Regions from separate parts of the Homo sapiens genome. Here region 1 is linked to region 2. A link is a contact called in ENCODE Hi-C or POLR2A ChIA-PET data. All regions are on one chromosome and are shown on one strand. The core of a region is the stretch at or near the end of the contact, and the rest is flanking DNA. Distances in the headings are between cores, read along the strand shown. Region 1 overlaps ASRGL1 (asparaginase and isoaspartyl peptidase 1). Region 2 has its middle 25 kb from the start of SCGB1A1.

What was found. Hi-C counts contacts between places; a loop is a spot of excess contacts on that map. ChIA-PET counts read pairs that join two places held with the same protein, here RNA polymerase II (POLR2A). Pooled maps may share reads with other maps.
Region 1: a map of mammary epithelial cell shows a loop between it and region 2 (2.6-fold over the local background). The contact joins two enhancer-like sites. A Hi-C loop is called at or near these places in 5 of 168 maps with a recorded cell type or tissue (Calu3, heart right ventricle, mammary epithelial cell and 2 more) and 1 of 50 pooled maps. POLR2A ChIA-PET finds 5 or more read pairs at or near these places in 3 of 52 experiments (Caco-2, Panc1 and activated naive CD8-positive, alpha-beta T cell).

Annotation. Positions count from the first base shown.
Region 1 is chr11:62,379,581-62,382,975 of GRCh38, reverse strand. The region is part of intron 4 of ASRGL1 (asparaginase and isoaspartyl peptidase 1); the gene reads right to left. Among named protein-coding and RNA genes, the nearest start is that of SCGB1A1, 38 kb to the left of the region's middle. RefSeq lists enhancers at 1-265, 266-831. Within about 2 kb of position 2,006, at least 2 of the 41 ENCODE cell types and tissues checked have a DNase peak (open chromatin) inside an H3K27ac peak, as active enhancers do; they include prostate gland, where a contact is called at or near this core.
Region 2 is chr11:62,442,700-62,446,142 of GRCh38, reverse strand. It overlaps a transcript of AHNAK not described here. Among named protein-coding and RNA genes, the nearest start is that of SCGB1A1, 25 kb to the right of the region's middle. RefSeq lists a silencer at 532-826 and an enhancer at 1,367-1,426. Within about 2 kb of position 1,727, at least 30 of the 41 ENCODE cell types and tissues checked have a DNase peak (open chromatin) inside an H3K27ac peak, as active enhancers do; they include prostate gland, where a contact is called at or near this core.

The DNA.
Region 1 (3,395 bases), core at 757-3,256, 63 kb after region 2:
TCTGTAACCCTACCCCAACCCTGTGTCGCAGAGACGTGCTGTGTTGACTCAAGGTTTAATGGATTTAGGGCTATGCAGGCTGTGCTTTGTTAAAAAAGTGCTTGAAGGCAGTATGCTTGTTAAAAGTCATTACCATTCTCTAATTTCAAGTACCCAGGGACACAATACACTGCGGAAGGCTGCAGGGACCTCTGCCTAGGAAAGCCAGGTATTGTCCAAGGTTTCTCCCCATGTGATAGCCTGAGATATGGCCTTGTGGGAAGGGAAAGACCTGACCGTCCCCCAGCCCGACACTGTCCCCCAGCCCGACACCCCACCCGTAAAGGGTCTGTGCTGAGGAGCATTAGTAAAAGAGGAAGGCCTCTTTGCAGTTGTGATAAGAGGAAGGCATCTGTCTCCTGCTTGTCCCTGGGCAATAGAATGTCTGGGTTTAAAACCCGATTGTATGTTCTATTTACTGAGATAGGAGAAAACAGCCTTAGGGCTGGAGGTGAGAGGTGCTAGCGACAATACTGCTCTTTAATGTTTGTATACATGCACATCAAGGCATAGCACCTTTCCTTATTTATGACACAGAGACATTTGTTCACATGTTTTCCTGCTGACCCTCTCCTCTCTATTAACTTATTGTCCTGCCACATCCCCCTCTCCAGATGGTAGAGATAATGATCAGTAAATACTGAGGGAACTCAGAGACTGTTGCCGGTGGGGGTCCTCCGTATGCTGAGCACCGGTCCCCTGGGCCCACTTTTTTTTCTCTATACGTTGTCTCTGTCTCTCCTGCCTCAGCCTCCTGAGTAGCTGGGACTACAGGCACCCGCCACTGGGCCCGGCTAATTTTTTGTATTTTTAGTAGAGATGGGGTTTCACCCTGTTAGCCAGGATGGTCTCGATCTCCTGACCTCGTGATCCACCGGCCTCGGCCTCCCAAAGTGCGGGGATTACAGGCGTGACCCACCGCACCCAGCCTCTTATTTCTTTTCTCAGTCTCTCGTCCCACCTGATGAGAAACGCCCACAGGTGTAGAGGGGCTGGCCACCCCTTCATCTGGTGCCCAACGTGGGTGCTTTTCTCTAGGGTGAAGGTGAGCTAGAGCGTGGTCATTGAGAACAAGTTGATGAGAGATTCCCGAGTACGTCTACAGTCAGTCTTGTGGTAAGCTTGTGCCCTCGGAAGAACCTAGGGTAACAATGGGGCAAACTGAAAGTAAATATGCCTCTTATCTCAGCTTTATTAAAATTCTTTTAAAAAGGGGGGAGTTAGAGTCTCTACAAAAAAATCTAATCACGCTATTTCAAACAGTAGAACAATTCTGCCCATGGTTTCTAGAACAGGGAACTTTAGATCTAAAAGATTGGGAAAAAATTGGCAAAGAATTAAAACAAGCAAGTAGGAAGGGTAAAATCATCCCACTTACCGTATGGAATGATTGGGCCATTATTAAAGCAGCTAATTTAGAACTGTTTCAAACAGGAGAAGATAGCGTTTCAGTTGCTGATGCCCCTGAAAGCTGTGTAATAGATTGTGAAGAATAGGCAGGGATAGAATCCCAGAAAGGAATGGAAAGTTCAAAAGTTCACATTGTAAATATGTAGCAGAGTCTGTAATGGCTCGGTCAATGCAAAATGTTGACTACAATCAATTACAGGAGGTAATATATCCTGAAGCATTAGAATTAGAAGAAAAAGGTCCAGAATTAGCGGGGCCATCAGAGTCTAAACCATGATGGCCAACTCCTCTTCCAGCGGTTCAGATGCCTGTAACATTACAACCTCAAATGCAGGTTAGACAAGTACAAACCCCAAGAGAATATCAAATAGAGAGTCTCTGTCATGGCAACGCCAATCCAAATACAGTATCCACAATATCAGCCGGTAGAAAATAAGACCCAACCGCCAGTAGCCTATCAATACTGGCCGCCAGCCGAACTTCAGTATCGGCCGCCCCCAGAAAATCAGTATGGACAGCCAGGAGTGTTTCCAGCACCACAGGGCAGGGCGCTATAGCCTCAGCCGCCCACTATAAGACTTTATCCTACAGCACCACCTAGTGGACAAGGTAGTGCATTACATAAAATTATTGATAAGGCAAGGAAACAAGGAGATATTGAGGCGTGGCAATTCCCAGTACCGATGCCACCTGGAGAAGGGGCCCAAGAAGGAGCGCCTACCCTAGTTGGGGCCAGATATGAGTCCTTTTCTATAAAAATGTTAAAAGATATGAAAGAGGGAGTAAAACAGTATGGACCCAACTCCCCTTATATGAGAACATTATTAGGTTCCACTGCTCATGGACATAGACTCATTCCTTATGATTGGGAGATTTTGGCCAAATCATCACTCTCACTGTCTCAATTTTTACAATTTAAGAGTTGGTGGATTGATGGGGCACAAGAACAGGTCTGAAGTAATAGGGCTGCCAATCCTCCAGTTAACATAGATGCAGATCAACTATTAGGAAAAGGTCAAAATTGGAGCACTACTAATCAACAAGCAATAATGCAAAATGAGGCCATTGAGCAAGTTAGAGCTATCTGCCTTAGGGCCTGGGAAAAAAATCCAAGACCCAGGAACCACCTGCCCCTCATTCAATACAATAAGACAAGGCTCTAAAAAGCCCTACCCTGATTTTGTGGCAAGGCTCCGAGATGCTGCTCAAAAGTCAATTACCGATGAAAATGCCCGTAAGGTCATAGTGGAGTTGATGGCATATGGAAACGCCAATCCTGAGTGTCAATCAGCCACTAAGCCATTAAAAGGGAAGGTTCCCACAGGATCAGATGTAATCTCAGAGTACGTAAAAGCCTATGATGGAATTGGAGGAGCTATGCATAAAACTATGCTTATGGCTCAAGCAATAATGGGAGTTGCTTTAGGAGGACAAGTTAGAACATTTGGGGGAAAATGTTATAATTGTGGTCAAATTGGTCATCTAAAAAAGAATTGCCCAGCCTCAAAAAAACAAAATATAACTATTCAAGCTACTACAACAACAACAGATAAAGAGCCACCCGACTTATGTCCAAGATGTAAAAAAGAAAAACACTATTAGAATTCTATCAAATTCTAAATTTGATAGAAATGGGCAACTATTGTCAGGAAACAGCAAAGGGGCCAGCCTCAGGCCCTGCAACAAACTGGGGCATTCCCAGTTCAGCCCTTTGTTCCTCAGGGTTTTCAGGGACAACAACCCCCACTGTCACAAGTGCCTCAGGGAATGAGCCAGTTACCACAATACAACAATTGTCCCCTGCCACAAGCGGCAGTGTAGCAGTAGATTTATGTACTATACAAGCAGTCTCTCTGCTTTCAGGGGAGCCCCCACAAAAAATTCCCACAGGGGTATATGGCCCCCTGCCTGAGGGGACTGTAGGACTAATCTTAGGAAGATCAAGT
Region 2 (3,443 bases), core at 478-2,977:
GTGCTGACTCCTTGTAGGAAATTAATGAAATGCCTTCCTGCCCCTCCTGCATCCCTCCCTGGGGAGCCTGCCCCTGCTCTGTACCACCCAGAATAGGATGATATTTTTGTTTTGGTTTGCTTGTTTGTTTGTTTTGAGACAGTGTCTTGCTCTGTTGCCCAGGCTGGAGTGCAGTGGTGTGATCTTGCAACCTCCGCCTCCTGGGTTCAAGTGATTCTCCTGCCTCAGCCTCCTGAGTAGTTGGGACTACAGGCACCCGCTACCACGCCCAGCTAACTTTGTATTTTTAGTAGAGACAGGATTTCACTATGTTGGCCAGGTTGGTCGGGAACTCCTAACCTCAGGTGATTTGGCTGCCTCAGCCTCCCAAAGTGCTGGAATTATAGGCATGAACCACTGCGCCCGGACTGTTTTTTGGTGTTTTGAGACAGGGTCTTGCTCTGTTGCCCAGGCTGGAGTGCAGAGGTACAATCGTGGGTCACTATAGCCTTGACCTTCCGTGCTCAAGTGATCCTCCCCATTCAGCCTCCCAAAGTGCTGGGATTACAGGCCTGAGCCACTGTGCCTGGCCAGGATGTTGTTTTTCTTCACCATTACCCCTGTTCTCTCACTTCTGGCATCTTTCCTCCTTTGTTTTGGGGAATGATGGCATGGGGCCCAGGGAGTAGGATTGGGAGCCAAACCTTTCTCCTTTATTTATTCAAATCGTAGCTATGGATGCAGCAAAAAGCAAACAGAAGTTTGACTAGATATATGAGCTCAGTATTCCACAACATTTAAAGCTGGTGTGTACTTACGTAGGAGGCTTAAAACATAACATTAGGTTAAAATGAATAATAGCCCCAACAGAAAAAAAAATAGTGCATTCTAAAGAAGTTCTTAGCGGGAATGTTCAGAAGCTTGGTTGGTTTGATTGACAATAGCTCTGTATGTCTCCTTCTCGGTAGCTCCTTAATGCAGATCTCTGTTGCTCCCTGACTTCTCCACTGGGTCACGTGTGGCCAGGTGTCATGAGCATAATATCCCTATCATCGCTGTCTGGCAGGGTGAGAGTTCAGAAGGAGTCATATTTGCTTTTAGGTCACCCTCTTTATTTATCCAGCACGTGGGGTAGGACTGTGACCGAAGGAGGGCTCCATGCACGTCTCCTGTGTTGTTGGAGGAGGTAGTGTTGGTAATGGGCGAGGAACAGAGTCGTTTGGTCCCAGCAAAGCTGCTTCCATCAGATCGGTCCTGCCCCTTGGCTGGGCTGCCTGGACTTCACTTCATCATCTCTAAAATGAGATTAAAGATTGTTTCTCCCTCATGGGAAGGCTCCGGGATTCAGTGAGCTTATGCCTGTTTAGGAAAGTGTCTGGCACAGGGTCACTGCCCTTGTGCCATCACATCTGCCCAGATGAAATCAGGTAATCAGCTGACGCACCCGGAGTGCCCATCGCGCATGCGTGCTGTGCCCCATGGGAAAGGGGCGTCAGATGTGACTCTGCCCTCAAGGAATCCGCATCTAGCAGGAGAAAGAAAACCGGACACTTTGGAGATAAATAGAGAGCTAGAAGGCCAGCGGGACCCCCGCTTCCCCACGGCGCGGACATCCTGGAGGGCGAGCAGCTGCCGGGCGGGGCACGCTGTCAGCCAACCCTGCCTAATCTCCTGGCAGACAGAGCTGAGAGAAAGCAGAATCTGGTATTCATTGTGCGGTTGTTTCTAATTTCCTTCTGCTTTCGAGATCCTCTTCTAAGGGAGAACAATGCCCTGAATGATGGGGCACAAGCTTCCTTGGCTGGGCACCCACCCAGCTGTGGCAGAGGCCGGGCACTCACAGGGCCGGTGGTGTTTGATTCTGGCCTCTGAGAAGCTCCTCCGACAGTGGGTTTTGGTGGCTGGTTTGAGTCCCAGCCCATAGAACAAGTCCCCCCAGGCTCACTTATGAGTATTATCTTTAAAATTTCCCTATCTGCCAAAGAAGAACGCCTTTTGTGTTATCGCCAGGGTTGTTACGAGGCCGGGTGGGTGGAGGGGGCACTGAACCTCAGAACTCTCTGTAGGATCCACATCTGGAGCCAAGAGGCCGCTCTGTGCCACCACACTCCCCGGAGTGTCCATCGTGCATTGGAGGGGGACGGTGTTGGCCTCAAGTGCTGCCCTCGCAGCTCCCGTTCACAGACCATGACTGAGAGGACTCTCAGCAGAGGACCCTGGGGTGACATTTCTACTGCTGGTGCCTCATAAGGCTGGCCAGGGGCAGGAGGCCCAGGGCTGAGTCCAAGGAATGGGGTGGGGTTTCCTCATTCCTTGCTGTCTTCATACTTGGCCTTCTATTTGTAGATTTCAGTAATTTATCAGCCTTTCTAGGTTCCTCTTTCATCACCAGAAGCAGAATGAACCTAACATGAGAAACCCACATGCATAAAGGGCTGAGAGAGGCTGAGGGGCATTTGATGATGACTTTCAAGTCTATGGGGCTGTATCGAGGAAGATGCTATGGCAGTGGCAGGTGAGAGGGTGAGTGAGGGGCTGCACAGCCCCAAGAGGCCCTGGCAGGGTTAGCTGTCTTCAAGATGAGCAAGACCCAGCCGGGCGCGGTGGCTCAAGCCTGTAATCCTAGAACTTGGGGAGGCCGAGGCAGGCAGATCACCTGAGGTTGGGAGTTCGAGACCAGCCTGACCAACATGGAGAAACCCCATCTCTACTAAAAATACAAAATAAGCCAGGCGTGGTGGTGCATGCCTGTAATCCTAGCTACTCAGGAGGCTGAGGCAGGAGAATCGCTTGAACCCTGGAGGCGGAGGTTGCGGTGAGCTGAGATCGCACCATTGCACTCCAGCCTGGGCAATAACAGCGAAACTCTGTCTCAAAAAAAAAAAAAAGGCCGGGTGCAGTGGCTCACACCTGTAATCCCAGCACTTTGGGAGGCCGAGGCAGGTGGATCATGAAGCCAGGAGTTCGAGACAAGCCTGGCCAATATGGTGAAACCCCATCACTACTAAAAAATACAAAAATTAGCCGGGAGTGAAGTGGTGGCATGTGCCTGTAGTCCCAGCTACTTGGGAGGCTGAGGCAGGAGAATCGCTGCAATCTGGGAGGCGGAGGTTGCAGTGAGCCAAGATCACGCCACCGCACTCCAGCCTGGGTGACAGAGCGAGACTCTGTCTCAAAAAAAAAAGAAAGATGTGCAAGACTCGAGCCAGGTCTCCCAGGCTTAGGTCACCCAGGTGCATCCTCATCCACATGCCATTCTCACTACAATTTGTTTAATATTTTCCTTTTTTTTTTGAGATGGAGTCTTGCTCTGTCTTGCCCAGGCTGGAGTGCAGTGGCACAATCTCGGCTTACTGCAACCTCTGCCTCCTGGGTCAAGCAATTCTCCTGTCTCAGCCTCCCAAGTAGCTGGGACTACAGGTGTGCGCCACCACACCCGGTTAATTTTGTATTCTTAGTACAGA